Linked DNA regions of Homo sapiens: region 2 is linked to region 1. A link is a loop called in an ENCODE intact Hi-C map of the cell type or tissue named here. Cell type or tissue: Panc1. All regions are shown on one strand. Each heading gives the region's core, and the rest is flanking DNA. Links, peaks and the distances in the headings are about the cores only. Region 1 holds the start of PURA (purine rich element binding protein A). Region 2 overlaps NRG2 (neuregulin 2).

Region 1 (2,903 bases), core at 1-2,500:
GGTGAAGCTGCTCACAGGCAGCCCGCTTCTCCCTCTGCTTCTCTTGAATCTTCTTCATCTCCTCCGAGTACTTGCAGAAGGTGTGTCCGAACTTGGCCCACACCTTGTAGGGCACGGTGATGGAGTTGCGATAGGTGGGCTTCACCTCGCTCACTCGCATAAACACGCCGTACTTGTTGGAGCCCACATCGAAGAAGAAGCGCTTGTTGTCCACAGTCAAGGAGGTGCCCTCGGGCAGCTCGGCCGGCTCCTCCTCCACTCCGTAGTCGTCGATGAGCTTGGCCAGAGCGTCACGGAACTCGATGAGCCCCTGCGCGGGCAGCGCAATGGTCTGGCCCTGCGTGGAGCCCAGGCCAGGCCCCCGGTTGACCGTCTGGCGGATGCGCAGGAAGCGGCCGCGCTGGTTCTCCTTGAGATCCATGTAGTACTTGCGGTTCTCGCGCACCAGGAACTCGCTTTTGAGCGCCCGGCGCGGCTCGTCCTGCGCCTGGGCCAGGTCCGGCGGCTGGCTGGGGCCCAGCTGCGCGTAGTGCTCGATGAAGTCGCCCAGGTAGTCGCGGAACTCCACGGCCACTGACATGGAGAGAGTAAGGCGGCTCTTGTTGCCGCCCGCGCCCACCTCGGCGATCTTCAGGAAGCGGCCCTTGGCGTTCTGCTTCACGTCCAGGTAGAAGCGCTTGTTCTGGATGTCCACCCGCTTGGAGGCCAGCTCCTGCGTCTCGTGCTGCAGCCCCCCTGGGGCCCCGCCGCCGCCGCCGCCACTGCCGCCGCCGCCCCCGCCGCCACCACCGCCCCCGCCGGAGCCTGAGCCCGAGCCGGGGTGCCCCAGGGAGCCGCCCGAACCCAGCGCCGCACCACCCTGCTCGCTGCCGCTGTCTCGGTCCGCCATGATGCTGCGCTCCGCTGCCGCGCCGCCGCCGCCTGCCGCTCCGCCCGCCGCCTCAGTCGCCTCAGCCGCCGCTGCTTTCCCTCCCCGGCTCCGCCTGCTGCCGCCGCAACCCCCACAGCCAGTCAGCCACTCTCGCGAGATCTGCGGGAGAGACGAGACAGACGAGACCCGGTAACAGGGCACTGACTCCCCAGTACAGTAGCAGGGCGCCCTACTGTACGCGCCCACCCGCCCGCCGGCACGTGACCTGCGCCCCCTCCCCGCTGCCAGCCCCCCGTCCGCCCGCCCGCCAGGCGGCGCCCACCCACCGGCCCTCACCCTACAACCCTGGCTGGGTGGGGGAGAGGGAGCAGGACGCGCAGCGTCGCAGCTGCTGCTGCCGCTGCTGCCGCCACCACTGCTACCACCACCACCACCACCACCACCACCGTGGCTGTCGCTGTTGGGCAGACCCTAGGCGGCCTCGGCCTGGGGAGTTAGGGGACTAGGGGTGAGAAGGAGTCTGCCATACTAAGCACAGAGAGTGGGCCTAAGCTCTGCTTTCCAGTGACCCCCCAAAGAGGATGTAGGAGGAGGGGCCTGCGCGGCGCAGCAGAGCCCCCTGCAAAGAGGGGACACCGAGTCACGGCCACCCCCTCTCATGCGGGCCTCAGCAAGACCCAAACCCAAACCTAGACAGGCCCACCCGCCACCCGGCTGGGTTGTCTCCTACCGCAGAGCCTTGGCCGCTGAGGCAGGCAAAGAAGAGAGGTGGTGCGGTGGTAACCCTTAGCTGCAGAGGGGGCTGCTGGGGATGAGGTCGGGGCGCCGGCAGCAGTGGCGTGGAGCAGCAGACACCTAGCCTGTCCCTCCCCTCTCTCTCCCGCCGCTCCCCCTCCCCGCACACACGGCAGTGGCTCTGGCCTCAGATGATCCCGCTCCCCCCTCCCCCCAACCGCAGCCCCGCACAGTCGGGCGGGCGGGCGCACTCACCGATGGGGGGAGCCGAGCAGAGGACAGTAGACGCACCAGGGCTAGGGTGCCCGCAGTGACTGTTCCCGTCGACTCTGCCCTTCCCCACATGCAACAATCAAAAAGAAACTCCACACTCACCCAAAAACCTGCAGCCAGTCCCCCTTGGGACCACGACTGACTGCCTGCCCGCCCGCCTCCCCCTCCTCCTTCTGAGATTTGGGGAAGGGGGGCACCCTGCTCAGGGCTGAGCCCAGCCTGAGTTGCTGGCCAGCTCTGCGGATGAACCAGGCCCTGTGAGCATTCAGACCCTAGCCCACTCTTCTTCCTTTCTGGAAGGACCCAGAATGGAGGAGAAAACCAAGCAGGCTTTCGGAAATTCATGAGCTAAAAATGTCAGGAATTTCCTGGGAAACGCAGTTCCTTACGGGATTCATTAAAGCAGGTTCGCTTGCCCCTTTTACTCTTCCCAGAAACTTGTGTCAAGGAGAGATCCCACTCCCAAAAGTAACATATTAAGTGGTCGCTGGTTTTTATGCAGACAGCTAAGTTGCTGACCATTAATTAACCAGTGAGTCTTTGGACGGTGATAGCTAAAAAGGATCTTCTCTGGTATTAGGGGCTCAGGAGTAGAGGAGCTCAGAGATACCTGATTTCTCTTTTACTAGACCTGACGTATAACCTAGGGCTTATTTCCAGATAGGTATTGAGTGCTTGTACTCTCTCACTGCAGTCTGCAGCCCTGGCACTCTGGGGAAAGCTAAGGCCTATCTCCAGGGGACCCCCCCCTGCCAATGCGCCCACTCTCTCCCCCATCACCTTCTACAGGCAGCTGAGAGACACAGATCACACAGCTCTGCCCCTGGCTTTCTCAAGCACAGATCGTTGCCTCTATCCTGAGAAAAGTATACCTATTCCATTTGTGGGTTCTATTCCCATTGAGCATCTCCCGCTTCCCCCAAAAGTAAGGAGACTTGCCTCCCTCACTCTTAGCCCGAGGGACAACTGGGAATATGATTGCCCAGCTTCCTAGAAAAGAGTGGACTAACGATCAAGAAACCAA
Region 2 (2,903 bases), core at 251-2,750, 75 kb after region 1:
CTTTGAATTGATATTCAAAGGGAAGTATATAAATAGGTACCATTTTGGGGAGCCTTATATAAGGGGATTAGAAATTAAAGGACATATTTGTGAGACTTGTGGAATTGGTGATAATATAACAGAAGAGCATAAACTGCATTTTCTTGTTTTCTACTATGTGGTTAAAGAAAACATGTACTGGTAATGCTATATTAAATAAGGAAACAAAATCATCCTAACTAACCACAACACTGTCCTTGTGCTTAGCAGGAAATAACTAACAAATTCATTTTCTGTTTTCTATTCTAAAGAAAGCCCTCTGGGCCACAGGGTCATTGGGAACATTTTCTCCTTGGAGCAGATTTGCCCATTGCAAAATAGGGAAACTGGCACTTGGAAACTGTCGTCATGGCCGTTACATTGAGCAACTGAGGTTGCATTGTTGCTTTGTTTAGCTAGTTTCAGGTCTGAGTGTGTGTAGGTTCTGAGAGGTGTGGTTCTCTGGGAAGTCACCTAGAAAGCCCGTGGGTTTTTTTTTGGAGGGGGGCAAAATATGGAGGGATAATATTGTGTTTAAAAATTGGCCTCAGGAGCATCAATGCAGGAGGTCACACTGGACCTCTTCTTATCAGTCCTCATAAATGGCTCGTTTCCACCATGAAATGTTGACTTGAAGTCTGTGATCTAAGGTGGGGAAAGGTAGACAGGGGTCTTTCTGGAAGAGCAAGACCTGCCAGAGTGATATTTTTACATATCTAATGTGTATCATTTATCCAGAAAGAGTACATCTGGTGATAGAGTTGAGTAAAATCTTTGCATTTCTTAGAAGATTGCATTGTATGGAGGGAGGTGTTTTCTGTGCCTTCTGTGGAAAGGCGAGGAAAAAGAGTTAGAAAGGCCTTGCAGGGATTAGCAATTCTGTACAATGTTATAAAAACATCATGTTCTGCAAATAGTCCTGCATTTTAAAAGATGGTTGCATATATTTTGGTATAATTACACCCTATCTTGTTGTTTTCTTATATTCATGTTTTTAAGCAGTTTCCTTATTGAATAGATGCAGTAAATAGCATAAAAAATGAAGATCATTTCTTTCTTTGGGATTTCCTGATTAGCAGTTTTCCAGTGTATAGTGTACTTTGTTGCTACAAGGAAAGGTGTATTCCTAAGGATTTTTACATTCTTTAGGATAGTTTTAAATTAATGTGGCACCCAGATTCACATATTAGAGAAAGGTGGTTCACAAAATTCAGTATAGCAAAAGCGACTACATATTTTTTAAATGCTGTTTATTTAAAGAATCTTTTCTTCCCCAGCCAGCTGGAAACCCAGCTGTGCTGCAGCTTGAAGATGGGAAAGTGAAACTAGATTAGAAACTGACCAGTCCTAGTGATGAGGACAAGGCATGGTTGTAGATTTAACGATTGAATTACCACCCTAATGTCATTATTTCTTGTAGTGGCTGCTTTCCTCGGCAGACTGCATTCTTGGGGTAGGAACAATAGCTTATCTTTGAGGTCTTCTTTCTCCTAGTTCTCCTGCCCTGCCGCGTTTCGTACTTTGCCTGGTTTATAGAAGGACTCTCCATCAGTGTCATTTGAATGGATAAAGTCAAGTGAAGTTAAAGAAAGCCTCCAGATTAAAACTAAAACAATCTTAACTCTCTGACCTGTGACATCAAGTCCTGTGCTGAAAAGCTGAGTTTGATGATAGCCTTTACCTGTCGCTATGGGAACCTTTCTTCCGAAAGAATCATTATCAACTAGAGTACTTAACCACAATGTGCTTAATCATTGTGCTGATTAGTGTTAATGGGATTTGAGCACTGGAGAATAAAGATCTTGCTGGAAAAGACCCTCTTATTTTTTTTTCTTTTGGAAGGTAGATTACTACTTGCCCACCCCCAAATTTAAACAAAAATAAAACAACCGTCGGTTTGAATTAACAAACAGTTTGAGAGCTAGGGATGGTGGTATATTAACAATCTAGGTGACTAACTTCCTCTCGGCCCCTAATCAAAGCAAGTGTGCTTCCCCTTTACTATCCTGTTTTATCTAGGGCATTTTAATTTTATTTCCTAATATCAATTAGTTTTTTCTTTATAAAATTATATTTATATTTTTGGAGCTGTAGCACATTTATATGGCTCAAAATTCAGAAAATACATAAAAATATATGATGAAAAGTTTCCTTCTTAATCCCTGTTCTCAGCTACCCCGCTTTAAGGCTCTGTGGTAAAATATTCAGGAATAATTTATTCTTGAAGTGTGTGTTTCTCTAAAAACACAATGTTTTTCAAAGCAGTCTTTTTTTTTTTTTTTTTTTTGAGATGGAGTCTTGCTCTGTCGCCCAGGCTAGAGTGCAGTGGCACATTCTCAGCTCACTGCAACCTCCGTCTCCCTGGTTCAAGCAATTCTCCTGCCTCAGCCTCCTGAGTAGCTGGGATTACAGGCACCCGCCACCGCGCCCGATTAATTTTTGTATTTTTAGTAGAGACGGGTTTTCACCATCTTGGCCTGGCTGGCCTCGAACTCCTGACCTCGTGATCCACCCGCCTTGGCCCCCCAAAGTGCTTGGATTACAGGCGTGAGCCACCGCGCCCGGCCCAAAGTAGTCTTAAATTTTCTTTCAACAGAGGGAGAATGTTAATTTTGCCATTAAGCCAATTTTGTGGTAAATTCTTCCCAGGTAATACATATTTTCTTAACCTGGCCCAAGATCTTATCTACCTAGTTCCAGTGATCTCTGAGTCCTCTATCTCAAGTATCTATTAAAGGATCCTCTTTTCTCCTCAATACCTTACCTCACAAATATAATTCTGGACTCAGGAATGAAAATACCAACTTATTTTTCAGATACTTTGCCGTTAAGTTTTCCCTGACAATACATTGTATAAGTCTTAACTGGGATGCTCAAAGGAGAGA

Evidence for each region. A loop is a pair of places that touch in the nucleus more often than their neighbours do. Peaks named below come from ENCODE experiments on the same cell type or tissue, not always from the same donor. Only the 100,000 strongest peaks of a DNase experiment are listed, where the experiment ranks them.
Region 2: a loop joins it to region 1, with 2.4 times the contacts of the local background. A loop is called at or near these places in 10 of 110 quality-filtered maps.

What each region holds. Positions count from the first base shown.
Region 1 is chr5:140,112,168-140,115,070 of GRCh38, reverse strand. It overlaps PURA (purine rich element binding protein A), which reads right to left and starts at 962. Exons shown (of 1, transcript NM_005859.5): 1 at 1-962. The coding sequence starts at 889. RefSeq lists enhancers at 1-414, 1-432, 445-514 and silencers at 1,095-1,334, 1,705-1,784. In Panc1, for the core only: CTCF peaks have their summits at 1,008 and 1,208 (motif pointing right); a DNase peak (open chromatin) is centred at 1,018; H3K4me3 peaks cover 2,500 bases; H3K27ac peaks cover 1,648 bases.
Region 2 is chr5:140,037,310-140,040,212 of GRCh38, reverse strand. The region is part of intron 1 of NRG2 (neuregulin 2); the gene reads left to right. Among named protein-coding and RNA genes, the nearest start is that of NRG2, 4.5 kb to the left of the region's middle. In Panc1, for the core only: no CTCF peak of the experiment used is centred there; a DNase peak (open chromatin) is centred at 1,472; H3K4me3 peaks cover 1,755 bases; H3K27ac peaks cover 2,437 bases.